Linked DNA regions of Mus musculus: region 2 is linked to region 1. The links are chromatin contacts, found by Hi-C or POLR2A ChIA-PET in ENCODE. All regions are on one chromosome and are shown on one strand. Each heading gives the region's core, a stretch centred on a gene start or an enhancer-like site at or near the end of the contact. The rest is flanking DNA. Distances are from core to core; before and after follow the strand shown.

What was found. Hi-C counts contacts between places; a loop is a spot of excess contacts on that map. ChIA-PET counts read pairs that join two places held with the same protein, here RNA polymerase II (POLR2A).
Region 2: a map of heart shows a loop between it and region 1 (2.6-fold over the local background). The contact joins the promoter of Ctdspl2 here to the promoter of Serinc4 in region 1. A Hi-C loop is called at or near these places in 1 of 37 maps with a recorded cell type or tissue (heart). POLR2A ChIA-PET finds 5 or more read pairs at or near these places in 2 of 5 experiments (Patski and embryonic stem cell).

The regions. Positions count from the first base shown.
Region 1 is chr2:121,455,397-121,458,147 of GRCm38, forward strand. It overlaps Serinc4 (serine incorporator 4), which reads right to left and starts at 1,368. Exons shown (of 12, transcript NM_001025371.2): 1 at 1,059-1,368; 2 at 595-759; 3 at 267-445. The coding sequence starts at 1,157. Hypk (huntingtin interacting protein K) reads left to right here and starts at 1,692. Exons shown (of 4, transcript NM_026318.3): 1 at 1,692-1,895; 2 at 2,250-2,305; 3 at 2,596-2,647. The coding sequence starts at 1,710.
Region 2 is chr2:121,954,434-121,957,256 of GRCm38, forward strand. It overlaps Ctdspl2 (CTD (carboxy-terminal domain, RNA polymerase II, polypeptide A) small phosphatase like 2), which reads left to right and starts at 1,568. Exons shown (of 13, transcript NM_212450.4): 1 at 1,568-2,184. Mageb3 (melanoma antigen, family B, 3) reads right to left here and starts at 1,659. Exons shown (of 1, transcript NM_008545.2): 1 at 1-1,659. The coding sequence starts at 786.

The sequences.
Region 1 (2,751 bases), core at 118-2,617:
AAAGGAGAGAAAGAAAAAAAGTATGGCAGGTGGAACCAGCCCCAACCCATTGTAGTCCAAGTTCTAACTCGGATGCCACAGTCACATCTGAGCAACACTACAGTTAGAGAAGGTTTGCATATAACTATTACTTAAAATTTAGAGCCCAGGAGTTTATAAACATACTTTCTTTATTACAGTGTTCTTTCTTCATCCTGGAGTTTCTTTTAGCCAGCTTGTGTCTACTTCCCTCTATCCCATCCCCATCCAAAAAATTAAACACAAACCTGTTATGCAGCTGTGCCCGAGGGTTGGTGGGGGAGTGGAGGCGAACTAGCAGCACAGCCTGCAGCAGGTGGAAGGTGGCAGTTCCTGCACACACTCGATACACAGCGCCAGAGCCACTGAGAACTGGGCAGTCCGAGCTGCCAAACAGGTGGGCACATAGCACTGAGGGCATCTGGATCTGCAGGGAGTTGGTTGTGAGAAAAGTCAGGGCCAGCCACAATCTATGGACAGTCTCAACTTTTTACTGGTAGGTTGACTCCTTTGCTCCCTGTCCCAAATCTTAAAGGTTTTTTTTTTTCCCTCACATTGCAACCCTTGCCGACTTACCCCATGTGCTTTGCCCCAGACCCTTTCTACCACTGTCTTCGAAAGCAGGAGGCAGCAGATTGCTGAGGCTCCCACGTGGAGGAGGATGTAGAGCAGGCGGCTACACCTAGACTCTGTCAGAGAGTGGCAGCCACTGGTCCAAGAAACAGGTCCACAGCAGGATGCCTGGGGATAGAAGCAATGCAGAGTTTTTCAAAGGGTGTGGGGTTAACCAATGGTCAAATTCCCAAACCCTCCATCCTTCTGTCTGGTTATGAGCCTCTTAGGATTACCTTCCACAAAGCACTAGTAAGGTTTTCATTGCAAGAACTTTAAACTTTGGTGTATTCTTGAACCACTTAACTTTTTCCTAATGATCTATGGCTGGGAATGTGGAATGAGATGTTTACCTATTACCCAGGCAAAGAACCAGGTTTCTCATCCCAACTCCTAGCTTTTTAGCTATCTCTTCCCAAATGTCTCACCTGATTGAAGGGGGTTTCCACTACATTACTGACTCCACCGTGCTGCTGTGCAAGACCCTGGGTGGTGCTCCGGCCGGTGACAACTTTTGCACCCATCATTTTTGTTAGATGTAGATCCAGTATTGGAAAAACTGACGAGAAACAGCAGCTTCTCGGGATTTTCGCCCATTGGACAGTCGCTTTGCTGGCCTAATCATTCGTCTTAAGGCAGCATAGACATGTCATAAAATGAATACAGGTTACCAGGAAGTGGTAGATAGATGCAAATAGTCTTGTGAAGATGCCTTCGCCGGGCTTCCTATTCGGGATCATTCGGACTGTTATTCTGAGATTAGGAGCAGTTGGCCTATCAGGTCTAGGGATTAGGTTTTTTAATTGGTTTAGGATTAGCCACCTTGATTGGACAGAATTCCATGTGTGTGTCTCTATGTGTGAAAGGATTGCTCTTAGGAACAATGTGCCTTGGTGGTGTGGGTAGTGAACAGATAGTCGAAGGAGACTGCAGAAAACAAGCTGGAGAGGAAGTCAAAAGCGAACCTCTTTGCTAGCTGAAGCTTCTCAAGACAGGCACAAAGGTGTGGTCCACGCCTACCCCGCCCCTTATCTGGGCGGAAGCTGTGAGGGTTGCCGGAAGTTGTGAAGCGGCAGCCTATGCGGCGGCGCGGTGAGATCGAAATGGCGACCGAGGGAGACGTGGAGTTGGAGTTAGAGACCGAGACCAGCGGCCCGGAGCGGCCTCCCGAGAAGCCAAGGAAACATGACAGTGGTGCTGCTGACCTAGAGCGGGTTACTGACTATGCGGAGGAGAAGGAGATCCAGAGTTCGAATCTTGAAACGGTGAAGTTGGCTGGGAGCTTGTATGAGGGGTTGAGAGAGGGGCGGGAGAGAGGTGAGACTGACCGGTTTGCTGCTCACTGGGGCTCCGGGAAGGCTGATAGCAATGGTGGGATTTGGCAGTAGGGTGGGGCTAAGCGACAGCACCCACCCAGTCTGCTGTTTGCTTAAGAATTCGATAGAGATTGGGCCTAAATAGATCTCATGTGCACGAAATTAGGCGTAGTCCTTTGGTCCTGAGAACACTCGTAGTTGTGAATACCTGAAAACCACGTGGTTTTTATTTTTGGTATTGCGTTTTAGATCAGAAAATTTGCGTGGCACGGTGGTAGATAACTTGACTCGTGTTTTCTACAGGCTATGTCCGTCATTGGAGACAGACGGTCCAGGGAACAAAAGGCCAAACAAGAGCGGTAAGTTTAAAGCACACCACCAGCACTACCGGTAGGTCCTCGTTCTCCAGGGGAAAAAAAAGTTTACGTCTTTAACCAATTTCTACAGATCTAGGGATTACAACTTTGTTAGTGGAAGGAAAGATTCCAGGATACCTTACTGTAAAACCTCCAGGGGAAAGAGTTGGCGCGTTTATTTGCTATTTTCAGTAAACCTTGTTCCACCCATTTTCAGTGAGTAGCTGGGAGTGTTCCTTCTGGGAGTTTATAGCAGAGGCAGAGAATGAAAAGAAATGTATAAATATTTACAGGGAGAAGGAACTGGCGAAGGTCACTATCAAGAAGGAAGATCTGGAGTTGATAGTGAGTATTAATTTTTTAATGGATTCACAAGAGAAGTGCTACCTAATTTGGGCTCCTGAAACAAGTGGAGAAGAGGCTTTGGTGACGTGATTTTCCCTTTTGCA
Region 2 (2,823 bases), core at 318-2,817, 500 kb after region 1:
CTCATAGCTTGGGGGATCACTGCCAGGTACCTGGCGGTACTCCAGGTAATTTTCCTGCACTACATCTCTTATAAACTCCTCAGGCTCGCCAAAGATCAAGTGCTTCTTCCCAGCATATACCCCCACTCCATGCAGAAATTGCCAGACCTCTTGCTCAGTGGCACGGTTACCCTTCATGAAGATCACACCTAGGACAGACATTAGGAGACCTGTCCTAGGCAACCCCCAGTTACTACTCAAACTTCCCTCAGTGGAAAGACCCAGTTTGCCCACCAGCAAATAGGAATGAGTGCTGGGATCAATTTCCTTCAACTCAAGACCAAAGACCAATTCTAGGCGTGCAGAAGTTCTCCTGAGGATCTCAGGGAATTGCTCCTTATACTTCTTGTTAACTACTGCCAGCATTTCACTTCTTGTAACTGCTTCTTTCATCTTAAATTTATCTAGCAGGAATTCTATCAGCACACTAGCCTTCCTCATGATAGGATCTTTCAGTGTGTGCTGAATGGAAGTCCCTGCCTGGGTGCCATCTGAACTTTTTGTATCAGGCAGGACAGTAGCATTTCTACCACCTATACCAGAGCCTGTGCAGGATACACCTGCACCAAAAGATCCAGGGTTTTTCACACCCTGAGGAGCAGAACCACCAGGGAAGCTGGACCCAGCACTCAGGTCAACAGGAGAAGACCCTGCTTCCTCTGCAGTGGGCTGAACTACTTGAACCTCCCTGCGTGACTGCTGTCGTTTAGCACGGGAGCGGCTCTTACTCTTTTGACCCCTAGGCATGTTGACTGTGCTCAGGACTGAAGTAGAAGAGCTGACAGGCAGGAATCAGGACTTCCGAACTCGTGGATCAAGCTCTTTTCTGCAAACCCTAGGATTGTTCTCTTCAGACTGGCGTCCAAGCCTCTCCTGTCTCAATCAGCATTTCTTATAGAATAATGAGATCAGCTTGGAATTTCAGTCAAAAGTGCTATCTAGACCAGTGTTTCTCAACTTGTGGGTTGCAACCCTTAAGAGGTCAAACCACAGGTTGAATAAGATCATGGGAAAACATATTTGCATTCCGATTCATGACACTAGCAAAATTACAGCCATGAAGTAACAACAAAGATAATTTTATGGTTGGTGGGGTCATCATACATGAGGAACTCTATTAAAAGCGTTTCAGCATCAAGAAGATTAAGAATCATCCAGATTCTAGATGGAGCCCACAGTCGTGTGTGAAAACCCATTTGAAAGACTCGAGTTTTAAGCGTACAGGATCACTGCCCACATCGCGAGGAAGGGAAGGGTTAAGAGTCTCCTTCATAGGTCCAAGGGCAACAGGGGCTCCCGCTAGCAAAGTGACCTAGGAAGAGAACCTCGGGGACACTCCGCGAACCTCCGAAAGCACCGGGACCAGGCTGGGTCTGGCCATCGGGAGCGCAAGGCACTGGCTCCCGCTCCAGCGCGCCAAGCCGTTAGCACCGCCCCTTCCCGCCGGCTCCACCCACCGCCGCCTAGTCGCTAACCCTGGCCGCTGGGTGCGCGGCGCGTTCTTAAACCCCGCCTCCCAGGCCAGGGCGCGCTCTCCTTGTCGCCCGGCTCTAGGCGGTTCCGTTAGCGGCGGGAGGGAAAACCGCCCCCGGCGTCCCCGCCTCCGCTGCTAACGCTTTCCTCCCTACTCCCCCTGCGACCACCCCGCAGCCCGCTACGGAGGCCCCCGAAGTACAAACGTCCCCCACGCTCCGAGCCCCATCGGAGGCTGAGTCCAGTCTAACTCCTCGGGCCCTAAGCTCATTTTTTTTTCATTGTTTTTTGTTGTTGTTGTTTCTTGTTTTTCTTTTGGTCAGGAATTCGCTCTGGTGAGTTCCCTAAGGCGGCAGAAACTTCAGCCTCTTCACGGTAGTAAAAGTTGGTTTCCCCTCCCCCGCTGCCGCCCAGGCCTCCCGCATTCCTTCCCTCCCGCCTCTCCGGATCGGGGCGGGCGGGGGAGGAGGGAGCCAGAGCGCCTGCGCAGGGAGGCCGCTTTCCATCCGGGTCCCTGTCCGTGCGGTGCAGCAGGTCGGTAGGCGGGAAATGGCGACTGGCTGAAGGAGCTGGTTCTGTTGCTGCTGAGGGATAAGCGGGAAAGACACCACCTATTGCGCAGTCGGGACCATCGCCGGAGCCCGAAGACACTTTTCTGTCGTCACAGTGAAGGTAATTCCCTTGGTCCAGACGCTGCCGTTGCTCCGAAGCTCAGTCCTCTCTCAGGGCCGTCTGCCGGGATCTCCTCCCCTTCTCTAGCCGAGCCCTCAGCGGTTCCAGCAACGTCCGTAGGCATGCACTGTTGGCGCCTTGTACGTCCACTGTCGTGGAAGCTGCTCTGGCTTGGACTTTCCCCAGGGAACGGCCAGGGAGCTCACTTCCCGCCAGCTTCAGCTCTTAGGCTGCGGCCTGTGTTGTGATTTCTGGGGTTAGATTTCACTTTGCTACCCACCCCCAACCCCATCTCACGTTCCCAGTCTCTGACCCCGTGGACCCGATAGCTAATTAAGTTAGATTGCCTTTTCGAACCTTCTTGTGGGCCCACGTAATGTTTTTGGTATTTCATTCTTGTAGGGTGCATTAGGGGGGCGTTGCTCTCTCTACTTGAGCTCTTACAGACATCCTTTGAGAATCTGGAAAGAGGTTCTTGGAGCTTCTGTCGTTTTCTGTACTGCTAAAATGTTGAGTTGACATTACTACTTTTTAAAGTCAAGTGTGGTAGTAAAAACCAGCGTGTGTAGGAGGCCTCTGATTTCCGTAGTGGTTAGTTAAGGGTGAATCTTAATTCTATTTAGCATGTTGTTTACGTTG